Regions from separate parts of the Mus musculus genome. Here all the other regions are linked to region 2. Evidence: chromatin contacts called from ENCODE Hi-C or POLR2A ChIA-PET data. All regions are on one chromosome and are shown on one strand. The core of a region is the stretch at or near the end of the contact, and the rest is flanking DNA. Distances in the headings are between cores, read along the strand shown.

The links. A loop is a pair of places that touch in the nucleus more often than their neighbours do. ChIA-PET counts read pairs that join two places held with the same protein, here RNA polymerase II (POLR2A).
Region 1: POLR2A ChIA-PET joins it to region 2 with 60 read pairs in Patski. The contact joins the enhancer-like site here to the promoter of Atf3 in region 2. A Hi-C loop is called at or near these places in 3 of 37 maps with a recorded cell type or tissue (CH12.LX, T-helper 17 cell and v-Abl transformed pro-B cells). POLR2A ChIA-PET finds 5 or more read pairs at or near these places in 2 of 5 experiments (Patski and embryonic stem cell).
Region 3: POLR2A ChIA-PET joins it to region 2 with 36 read pairs in Patski. The contact joins the enhancer-like site here to the promoter of Atf3 in region 2. POLR2A ChIA-PET finds 5 or more read pairs at or near these places in 3 of 5 experiments (Patski and embryonic stem cell).

Annotation. Positions count from the first base shown.
Region 1 is chr1:191,295,321-191,298,860 of GRCm38, forward strand. No RefSeq gene overlaps it. Among named protein-coding and RNA genes, the nearest start is that of Nenf, 21 kb to the right of the region's middle. Within about 2 kb of position 1,266, at least 2 of the 3 ENCODE cell types and tissues checked have a DNase peak (open chromatin) inside an H3K27ac peak, as active enhancers do.
Region 2 is chr1:191,181,730-191,185,221 of GRCm38, forward strand. It overlaps Atf3 (activating transcription factor 3), which reads right to left and starts at 1,604. Exons shown (of 4, transcript NM_007498.3): 1 at 1,364-1,604.
Region 3 is chr1:191,256,147-191,259,918 of GRCm38, forward strand. No RefSeq gene overlaps it. Among named protein-coding and RNA genes, the nearest start is that of D730003I15Rik, 34 kb to the left of the region's middle. Within about 2 kb of position 1,573, at least 1 of the 3 ENCODE cell types and tissues checked has a DNase peak (open chromatin) inside an H3K27ac peak, as active enhancers do.

The sequences.
Region 1 (3,540 bases), core at 16-2,515, 110 kb after region 2:
GTGTGCCAGAATCCAAACCAACAGGACTCCTGCCTTTATCCCTAAAGTAGTCGGTAGCTGTGTTTCATCCATTAATGGGTGCTCAACTTCACAGGCTGACATGATTGGCTAATTGGTGAAAGGAGGAAGGAGAAGGCCAGGAAATGACTTCCTGCTTGGCTGCCTAGCTTTGACTTAACAAAACAAGTTTCTCATAGGCAAGCCCTCTACCAACTGCTCTCTTCTCTCTCTCTCTCTCTCTCTCTCTCTCTCTCTCTCTCTCTCTCTCTCCCTCCCTCTCCCTCTCTGTCTCCTTTCCTCTCTCTCCCCTCTCTCTCTTCCTCTCTCTCCCTCTCTTCTTCCCTCCCTCTCTCTCCTTCCCTCCCTCTCCCTTCCCTTCTCTCCCTCTCTCTTTTCACACATGTGCACACACACACATACACATACAGTCCTTCCAACAAGGAGAGAGGAGAGAGAGAGAGATCAAATAAGTTTTCATTAACCCAGAGAAAAAGATGTCTATCCAAAGGAGACAATGGCAGCTTGGCCCCTGCCCTTCAGTTCATTCCATGTTGCTCAGCCTGGTGCCAGCTCACTTCTCCACATTCTTTCTGCAACCTCCCACCTCCCTGTAAACACCCTGCAAACGCCACTGACAGCACTCGGATCCATCAGTCCAGCTCAGCTCCATGCCTTGCTTATCTAGGAAGACAGTTCTGCTCCAAACACATGCTTATAAAACTAAATAATACAGTCTTGCTCCCAGGCTTGATGTTGCTCCTGGCTGAGCATTATTTCAGAATCTGTCAATGGAGCCCACGTGCAACAAATGCATTCTTTTATGTACTTAGAGTTGGAGACAGGGAGTGCCCTGTGGGATTGCACAGATGTGCCTGTGGGTAGAAGGGATGTGAGCCACTTCTTCACCTTTCCCTGGGTTAGATGACTTCTGCTGGCCCTTATGGAAGAGAGGGTGGGAGAGGGACTGGTGAGATCATGGGAGACAGTCGGAAGAACGTGGAAAGAACTGCCTGCCCCAAACTCCTGCCACGGCGCTGCAAACTCTTTCTTTTCACACCTAAGCAGGCCACTCACATGCCATGTTCCTCTCCCCACTTGCCACCCGCTTCTTTTCTGTCTCTCAGGGGACATTTTCCAGGCCAGCACTACTGAGTCCCCGGGTATGGAAGGCACCCCATTCTGAGCCTCCTGCTCCTGGGTTAAGCAGGCTGTGCTGGCTTTGCTCCCCTGGAGGGAATCTGGAGCATGCCCTTGCCTTGGATTCAGCCCGGGAGCTTGGCAGAAGAATGTGGGTTGTGTCCAGCAGAGAAGCCCAGCCTTTCCTGGAGCCATCCCAGGTATCCAGGGTATCCACTGCATTCTCAACAAACCCTAGACACCCACACAGAGCAGAGTGGGAGATAACCGCTGAGTGAATCCCACCCACAGCTGACGATAGCTCTCCAGCTCCCCTTTGCTCAGAAGGGCCAATCTGAGAGCTGTGAAGTGCTGGCACCCTCCAGAGCACCGGAAGCTGGATAGAGCCAGGGCAGCACTGGGTGTCCACAGCATGGAACATTTTCAAATCACACTGACAACTTCAGAGTATAGCCCCAATGGAGTATCTATCGGTGGTGCCTCCATGTTGTGGAGACAGAAACTAAGTCCTTCCTCAAGGGTCCTAGGGCTGGTGAGTGGAAGTAGGTCACAGACTGTGCCTGGTGTGTATGGGTCACCTGGATCTGTGTTCCTTAGTCAGGCAGGACAGGGCATCATCGGGGTCTCTAGTCTCTTAGCCTGCCCATGTGACTCCCTCAAGAACTGACAACCCAGAGCAACCTTGGGCAATCAATGCCTTCCCCACTCCCCACTGTCAGTCAGCAGGCAGAGGGCTCAGGCCACAGACCTTGAAGGCAATCGTGGCTCCTGCCCCAGGTGCAAGACATAGACAGACAGACAGACAGATACACAGACACGCACACACACACCGATACAAGTACAGGCACACAGACAAACAGAGACAGACATACAGACACACTCACAAACACATACATACACATACTCAGACATATACACAGACACACACACACAATGACGTTTTGATAACAGAAGACTTCAGGTTCTGTTAGCCTAAGGTGTCTTCCTCTCAGAGGTCACAGAGGCAGCCTGATCTAGTCAACAGAGCTACTCAGACATAGGTTTTGGTGGCAGGCCAGGTCTTCAAGGTAGCTTTTCACCTACAGGCCTGAGTAGGTCCCCTGAGAGACCTCTGCTCGAAGCAATTTGAAAGCCATGCCCCAGTTCTCTCGGTTGCTTGTCTAGGCCTGGCAGGCCTTCCAATCCCACTCTGGTTGGCCTTCTTGACTAAACCAGAGCTCACTGAGTGGCTAGACTAGCTAGCCAATGAGCAATGAGGTCCCAGATTCTATTATCTATATGTATGTGTTTATGATATATATGATATACAATATATGTAATATTGTATGTTGATTGTTGGGGACTGAGGTTCCACCTCAGGTCCTTGTGTTTGCACAACGAGCTTTTTGTCCACTGAGCATTTCTTCAGCCCCAGGGTTTTTCTTCCTTAACTGTAACTTTACTGATAAGCCAGAGCTTGTAAAAGTGAGCACCCTGGGGCCTGTGGTAGGCAGTATACCATGGCAGGGATGCACAATGGAGCAAAGCCACTCTCTTATGGCTGGGGATGGGGAAAATATCTTACAGTCCCTTTAGGGCATGACTCAGTGACCTAAAGACTCCAAAAAGTTCCACAACTCTCCAGTGGTTCCCAAGGCTGTGATCCAAGCATCCAATACACGGGCTCTGAGCCTATGAGCAGTCACTTTTCAAAAGGCCGGTCCCACCTACTACCAGCTGGGCTCTCCAGGCCACACCAGAGACTCCTAAGGACTGCCCTCGGCATCAGGACCCTCTGCTTTCTCAGGGAGGGCTCAAGCGGAGGTTTGCTGGAATAGAGGAGGAATATGCTGTGCCTGTTGTCCCTGTATCTCTCCAGATGTAGCACAGGCCACTGTGTCCAAGGCTGAGTCAACCCACTACTCAGAAATCAACTCCTATGAGAAAACCAGATTCCAAATCCTGAACCAGGACCTGGGGCAGGAGGATTTCCAAGATCAGAGAAGACTTGAGAGCTGCCCAGAGCCTACAGTATCTGTGCTGCCTGCCTGGTTCCAAGGCTTTGGTGGCACCAGCTGTCCCAAATCCCCAGGGGCAGAACATCACAGTCCTCAGTACCTTGCACACCCTTGCAATGTCCACCTCCCGTTGCTGGGAGGCCAACACACAGACAGAGACAGACCGCTTACATGCGCCCACCCTTGGTACTCAGAGATGCCTGCCATAAGTATAAGCTTACTCGGGTGTCAAAAGTTCCTTGTGATCCTCTCCCAACACTTCACCCCCTGGGACTCATCAAGAACAAGCACGGAGAAGCATGCAGCAGAGCCGTGCTTGCTGGGGTTGGGGTGAGAAATGGGAAACAACGGGAATAAAGTTTTTGTCATAAAAAGGAGATAAATGCAGAGATCTGCTGTGCAGAGC
Region 2 (3,492 bases), core at 354-2,853:
AGCAAGCCCCAGTTACATAGGGAGACTTTGTCTCAAAAGAGTGGAACAACAGGAGGGGAGAATAAACCTTTTAAATAATCGGGCTTGGCAACTCCTTTAATTTATAAGAAAGCTCGTGAGCTACATGATTAAATCAAATAAAATGGCTAAGAGGAAAATACAGAAATGGGAGTTGAAAATGAGCATGGGGTCGAAGCAGGGAATCAATCCAACGGGAGAGAGCTAGGAGACAGAGATGTAAGAGAGGCCCCCTTTCCTGTCCTGTCTCAGAGACCGGCTAGGAACGCTGGGTGGGGGAGCCTCCACACTGAACATCCCTCCCTGGCTCCTTTTACTTTAATTATTTTAGTCTAGAAACAAATCTGTCAAAAGCTGGCTATCTGAAGCACACAGCGCACAGAAAGGTGCTGGGCGTGTGGGCCTGTAATTTCAGCACTTGGGAGGCTGAGGCAGGAGGATTGGCCGGAGTTTTTATGGGCAGTCTGGATTACAGAGTGAGACTCTGTCACGAGAATACAAACAACCCCCCCCCCGCACGCCCCCCCCCCCAAGTACAAGTGGTTCCACACCCTGGTCCCTCCACCCGCTTGATCCGATTCCTTCGCTTCCCTTCCAATACATAAAGAAACTCAAGGGCCGGTTAAAAGTCAGCCAGAGCACAGCAAGTCACAACAGCGAGTGAGGCTGGAAGTGACGTCTCAAACCTAGCGGTCCGAAGTTAGCTGGTGCGGAGACCTCTCGGCCTTCAGCCCCGGGACAGCGCCACACCAGGGCTCGCCGCCTCCAAACTTATCCTAACACACTTTCGCTCACAGCGCTCTACGCGGTCATGCTGCCCAGATCTCTGCTCCGGGGAGCGCAAGGCGACCTCCAGCGGCTGTGCCGGACCTCCGTTCGAGCGTCCGGTCTTCATTCATTTAGCTCGATACCGGGAGCAGCGCTTCAACAAGCCGCGGCCACTGCGCCTCTACGCGGACTTAGGAGGGACCCGCTCCGAGTCCAGGGTCCGGGACAAGAAGTGATGGATGGAAGAGGGGACCCCGATCGCCAGAGTGTGAGTCACCTCCGCGCACCAGCACCCACCTTCCACCCAGACGACCTCTCCTAGTTGCAAACTGAGAGCGCAACTCCTCCGTCCCTGGGCATCTTTCACGCCTCGAGTCAAAAGAGAAAGTTCGTTCTTTCACTTTACCAGAAACTTTTTACCAGCTAAGAACGGCAGCGGCAAAGAGCGGCTCAGCCGAGCGACTGTGGCACGGACACTAGGGCTTCAGTCTCCGGTGGCGCAAGGGTCCCGGGACTGGTCACCAGAGGGGAACTTAGGGTGAGGAGGGCAGCGCTCCTCGGTGTGGCTCTAACTCACCTCCAGTCTTCGCTCGGGGCGGCCAGGGTCCAGAGAGCGGCCAGAGGCGGGTGGTCTGTCCCGCCGGCGGGCGAGCGCCAAGGACTCTGCCGGAGCGCGGGTTAGCCGATTGGCTCCACTGGGGAAGCACCGTGCGCGGCGTCTCGCTGAGTGAGACTGTGGCTGGGAGCGCGTTGCATCACCCCTTTTAAAGCCCTCGCGTTGGCAGGGAGCCCGCTTAACTCCAGGTTACCAATCCCAGGCTGACGTAATGCTATTAATAGCTTCCAGGGAGAACTGGCCAGAGGAGGGGTGAAGGAGGGACGGGGGCGGGGCAAAAGGTGGGTGGAGACCGCGGACTTGGTGATGCAAGTGCGAGAAGGGGCGGTCACGGCGCGTCCTGCGTTCCTCGCACGCCCGGGACACACACACCCGCCCGCCCTCTATCTCCTTATCAGGCTGGGAGCCGCCCGGGCGCACCGCCAGATGTGCGTATTCGCCGCTGCGTGTTCCAGGCATGAGCCAATGGTGCCCAAGCCAGCGGCATGACTCCACCGCCCTGGCATCTCTCCCTCCGCTAGGTTGGGGAAGGGGGGGTGGTGGTGCTGGGAGGCGGATCCTGGCAGTGGCCCAGACTAGGTGAGGCTGGGAAGCGGGCACGACCTTTCTCTAAAATGTGTGGTCATTTTTCTAAAACTTCAGGAAAATGTGCCTTCTTTGACCAGCGGCCTAGCCTAAGGAGGGGGCGGGGAAGGGATAGCGGTGACAATCTCCCGCGTGAAGGAGGTGCCCAAAGTTACACTCCGATGAATCCACACCGTTACCCGCCACTGTGACCTCCTCTGCCGGGGACCCAGCTAGCAGCTGTGGGTTAACGTAGACATTCGGCAGCCTCGTGCTCCCACGCCCACGGCCCCCGAACTCGCTAGGAACCCGAAGTGCTAGTGACCGGACGCGGTCAGTTCGGTTGTTGTTTTTATTTTTAATAACAACCACAAAACGTTTTTAAATGAACAGGGAATTCTCCACGAAAGCAAGAGCGTAGAAAGAGGAAAGATTTGGAGAGATCAGAGCCACCTAGCGCAGGGATAAGAAAGGGCTGGAAAAAGGCGGCTCGGCTAGTCTGGGAAAGAGGACGCTTTGATCTCTACGCTCCCGGTTTGGGCGGGGGTGGGGGTCCGCCTGGATATCAGGAAAGAAAAACCGGCTCCAGGTTTCGAGTGTCTGTCTGCAGGAACAGAGGGCTCTAGGGATACGGTGGCCGGGACTGAACGCGCACCGCTTAAAGCCGGAACACCGAGCCCTCTTGTACTCAAATCTGGTGGCGGGAAAGGCTGGGCAAAGGACTCGATTTCAGGCCAAAGCCTCAGCAGACCTGGGTTTGAAACTTGAAATTAGTTTCCCGGTTCTGACCCAGTAATTCCGAGGGTCTGAGCTGAGCGCAAGACCCTGAGCGGGACTCCATAGCTCATCAAGGGTTACACGTGCACAGACTGCGGCCCAGGAATCGCACACCTGCCTGGCAGACTTTGGCGGGCACATGTGGGGCAGGACGCTGAGGTGTAAAGACAGAGGCACCTGCTAACGCCCGCCTTTGAGAGGAAGGCGATCAGAAGGTCACAGGGAGGTAGTTTGGGGTGTGAAGCAGAACTGACCGGTGCCGCTGCCTCCATAGCACCTACCACCCGGACTGTTACGGTCCTGAGGAAAGGTCGCCGACGGTAGTACAACCGTAAGCAACTGATGGCCCCAGAGACAGACATTTCGGGCAAAATCAAGTTCTCTGCACCCGGGTTCCTCAAGTCCAAGGCAGAGTCTCGCCCTTCACAGGCCTCTGCCCTCCATCGAGGCCCCCGGAGTCTCTCGGTCCTTGCTGGCCCGGGAGGCCTAGGGTGGTTCCATCCCCGGGATCCTCTCAGATCCTGCCAGGATCTGACGGGATTACAGCAGCATCGCGCGGGAAGCGCCAGGCTAATGTTTTGCTTTGGGTTTTGCCTTGGAAACGGCTCTCGGGGCCCCACCCTCCGTCTCCCACGCCCACACCCTGCTCCACACCTCCACAACCCGGCCTCCAGCCGACCTGCCGGCAGGTAAACCCCAGGCGTGTCGGCACAACCCCGAAGAAAGTCAGGTGCCTAGAAATGAAAGTC
Region 3 (3,772 bases), core at 323-2,822, 74 kb after region 2:
GCTCTCAACCCTGGGATCTGGACGCCGTTTGTCCTTGCCCACACTGTATTGCACAGCCCTCTGCTTTTGTTTCAGCAAAGCCCATGTGCCCACCATTGCCTAACCACTTTGCAGCTTACATCCAGGGCCTCTGCTGGGTTTGCATTCTTTTTTTGGATGTGTTCCCCTGGTTTGCCAGTTCCCTCTCATGGAGGAGGCTGGGCGACTAAATGTTTCAACCTTTCTGCCCCAGTGTGCCGCACAGGACCCACAGCCAACTGGGTACAGACCTTTCCTCCCTACTTGAGCCCATTGACTGTAGAGCCTGGCAAAGTGTGTGGCCTGCAGGAGGTGCCTAATGATGATAAAATGAAGTGAGAAGTGAGCAGAGCACACAGGTGGAGGATAGAGATGGAGAGAGGAGAGAGCCCAGGCTGGGATGAAGAAGAGGTCTTGCTACAAAGCAGGAAGAGACAATTGACTTGCCTGCCCCTCATTCCTCCCTCCTCTGGCTATGAACTTCAGTTGCCTCCGCCCTCGTTCCCACATCAGTCTCCTCTCCATCCTTTAAATCACCTTGTCCTCCACATCCTTCCTGGTGAGGCCAGGCTTTTCCTGCTGAAAGGGCAGGCAGGGAGGAGCAGGAACATTTCCTGCAAAGGGTCAGCCCTGCTAAGCCCTCTGTTTAGGCATCTGAGAGATGCTACGTCTTGGCAGAGTTGGTGCCTTCAGATATGATGGGATTTGGGGAAGCCAAGCAGAACGTCCCCAGTTTCTAGCTCCTTTGTCTAAACAGTCCCAGGAGATTCTTCCTGGTTGACAGCAGCCTTCCACCGGACTGAACCTGTGCTACCGGTTTGTTCTCATGTCCTAGCTCTCCACAGGAGGCTTCCGGGGCAAGGGTCTGGTCCCTCGCCTGCTTCAGCAGCCCAGCAAGGTCCTGCTGTGTTCAGTGTGACCTTTGTCTTCTGACCTGGCTGTTGGTCAATCAGTCAATCAGATGTTATTGAGGGATGGGCCCTGTTGTGAGTGAAAGAGACTCAGAAAAACAGGGCAGGATCCTTGTGCTTGGAGAGTGTGCATGGGCGGGGTGGGACAGCTTAGTTTCGCACATTGGAGATCTCACAGCTTCAGGACCTGCATGGAGCCTGCTACATAGCAAGGACAGTCAGCAACAGCTCAAGGCCGCACTGCATTCTCTGCACCCTCTAAAGATTCCTTCTGCCTTCCCCTTTGACAACTGTCCAAAGGCCAGGGATAAAATGCTTGGGAAGAGTTTGGTGACAGGAACACTTGGGCACACCCAGGTCTCCCTTGACAGCTGGCCTAGGACCATGAATTTACCACAGAGCTGCTGGAGACTGGATTTAGATTCCAACCCAAGCTCAAAGCCCAGTATTGACGCAGCTTGAGCCTTGTAGAAATGGCCCAGCTTGCCTCAGCGTCTAAGCTGTCAAGTAGGGACAGGAATACCAGCTCATGTGCTAGCTGAGAATTAGTTGTTATCCATATTTCAAAAGAAACAGCAAGGGGGTTGATCAAGAGGCAAGGTCAGGAGATGAGAGAAAGCAGGCAGTGAGCCAAAAAGGCTGGTGGCACTGGCTAGAACTGGCAAGACCAACGAGGTCACTTGCTGTGTGCTGGCCTTATGCTCAAAGCCACATACCTCCCAAGTTACAGGTGTTATCGTCACTCCACAGATGAGGGAGAGAGAGCCTAAAGAGATTAAGAAATCTGCCTGAGGTTGTCCAAAGCCAGGATTTGAACCCTAATTATCTGCCACCAAGCCCTGTCCCACCCACCCCCACTCCATCCCCCAATCTTCAGTGCTGCCAAAGATGGCTGAAAAGCCAGAATCTGTTTACCAGGGCCTGAGGCAGAAATCCTCTTCCTGTGACCTCTCTGTGACCCACACCCTCTTCTGTAGAGTTGCCAACTTCAAACAGCTATGATCTTTCCACCTGTGGCCCTCCCCATTCTCAAGAACTCAGCAGGGGACACTGTGAACTGGGAATGCCTCTGCCACTTCAGCTGAACTGTTGTGATGGCTCAGTGATAAATGGACTATGAGAAAGACATCCCCGATGCCTCAATTGGAGTGAGGCATCCCATCATCCCACAGGAGCTGCAAGAGGACAACCGTCAGGCCAATGCCCCCTGCCCTCAGCCATCCTGGCTCTGACTCCCTCCCTCCCAACCTGAAGCAAGCATAGATGGGGCCAGGAGAAGGAGGGAGAACTGGCCAGCTAGGGAGAAAGTGGCTTTGCTTACATTTCACATTGGACACGTGGGGTCCAGAATTATCTTTTTGTTTGCCACCTTGTATCCCAAGAGACTTCAGCTTGCCCTCCATGGGATGGCAACAGATATTTCAGAACCTGCGGGAAATTTCTTGTTCTTCCTTTGAGTCAGAAGATTTAAAAAAAATTAAACTAGAGAAAGATCTAGTTGGATGCTATAGTTCTTCTGGGGATATTCTTTTCTCTTAAAAATTATACACGACCATTTTTGTGAGAAAAACTGTAGCCTGAAGAATTAGTCATAGATGTGGCCACTAAGAAGAACCATTGTTGGAAGCACCCCAAGGAAGAGCCAGCCAGCCCTTCAGAAATACCCACAGCTCTCTAAGGAAGCCTGAGCTTTCCCAGTGTGGTCTGGGAGCAGTGGGAGGAGAATTAGGAAGCAGGCAGACACTTTAGATGGACATAAACCTGGATGAAAGTTGGCTCACTCCACAGCCAAAAGGAACCCTGAGCACATTCGGTGGAGTAGCGTTCTGCTTTCTGTGAAGCTCACTTCTGTAGCAGACAGGAAAACATCTGGATTTTCCTCACATCCCAGCCTCTCCCTGCTAATCCTAATTGTATCACAATGTTACCTCTCACCCCAAACCACACTAGAAGCCGGCTGTTTAGAAGAGGAAGGGCCCTAGAGTTGTGATGCTTAACCAGGAGTTTGGAGGAAGACCTCTCTGAAAATGAATGGAAGCTGTGAACGGGAGAAGTGTATGCCGGGGCTGCACCAGGGAGAGAGGGCTTCCAATTGGTCCAAGACCAAGCTCTGCTCGTATTGGCCACTCTCCTGTTGTTGTGGTAAGAGATCCTGACAAAAGAACTCAGGGCTCACGGAAGCTGGGTTTGTTGTGGCATTTGGTTCTATTGGCAGAGAACAGGATCATGATGGGGAAGTCATGGCAGCAGGAAGCTGCTGATCACACAGAAATCACAGAGAGCAGGAAGAGGGGCCAGGCTTATCAAACATCAAAGAAAAACCTCAAAGCTCACCCTCAGCGACTACTTCCTCCAGCCAGGCTCAACCTCTTAAAGGTACCAGAACCTCCCCAAATAGCACCAACACCTGGGGACTGAGCGTTCAAACATTCGAGCTCACAGAGGACATTCCTCATTTAAATGACCAGACTGCTATTCCAAGGGACCCAGTTGTGATTCCCAGCACTCATTTCAGGTTACTCACAACCACCTCTAATTCCAGATCCACAGGGATCCTGTCCTCCATGGGCACCTGCGCTTACATGCACAAACCTACACACACACATGCTAGTTAAAAATATGAACTACATTTTAAGTGCATGCTCACCTGCCTTATGTTCCATGCAGTATCATAGAACGAGGGATGTGGGCATCTGAAAGCTGGCCACCAGAGTGAGGAGAGGCCAGGAAGCTATTGAAGGCAAGCTTGCTGCTGCTGGCTTCCCTCCAGTGAAGCAGACTCCCCCACGGCTGGCCACATGGACACAGTGCTGAGGGCTCGTGTCTTAGCCCTGGCCAAGCCT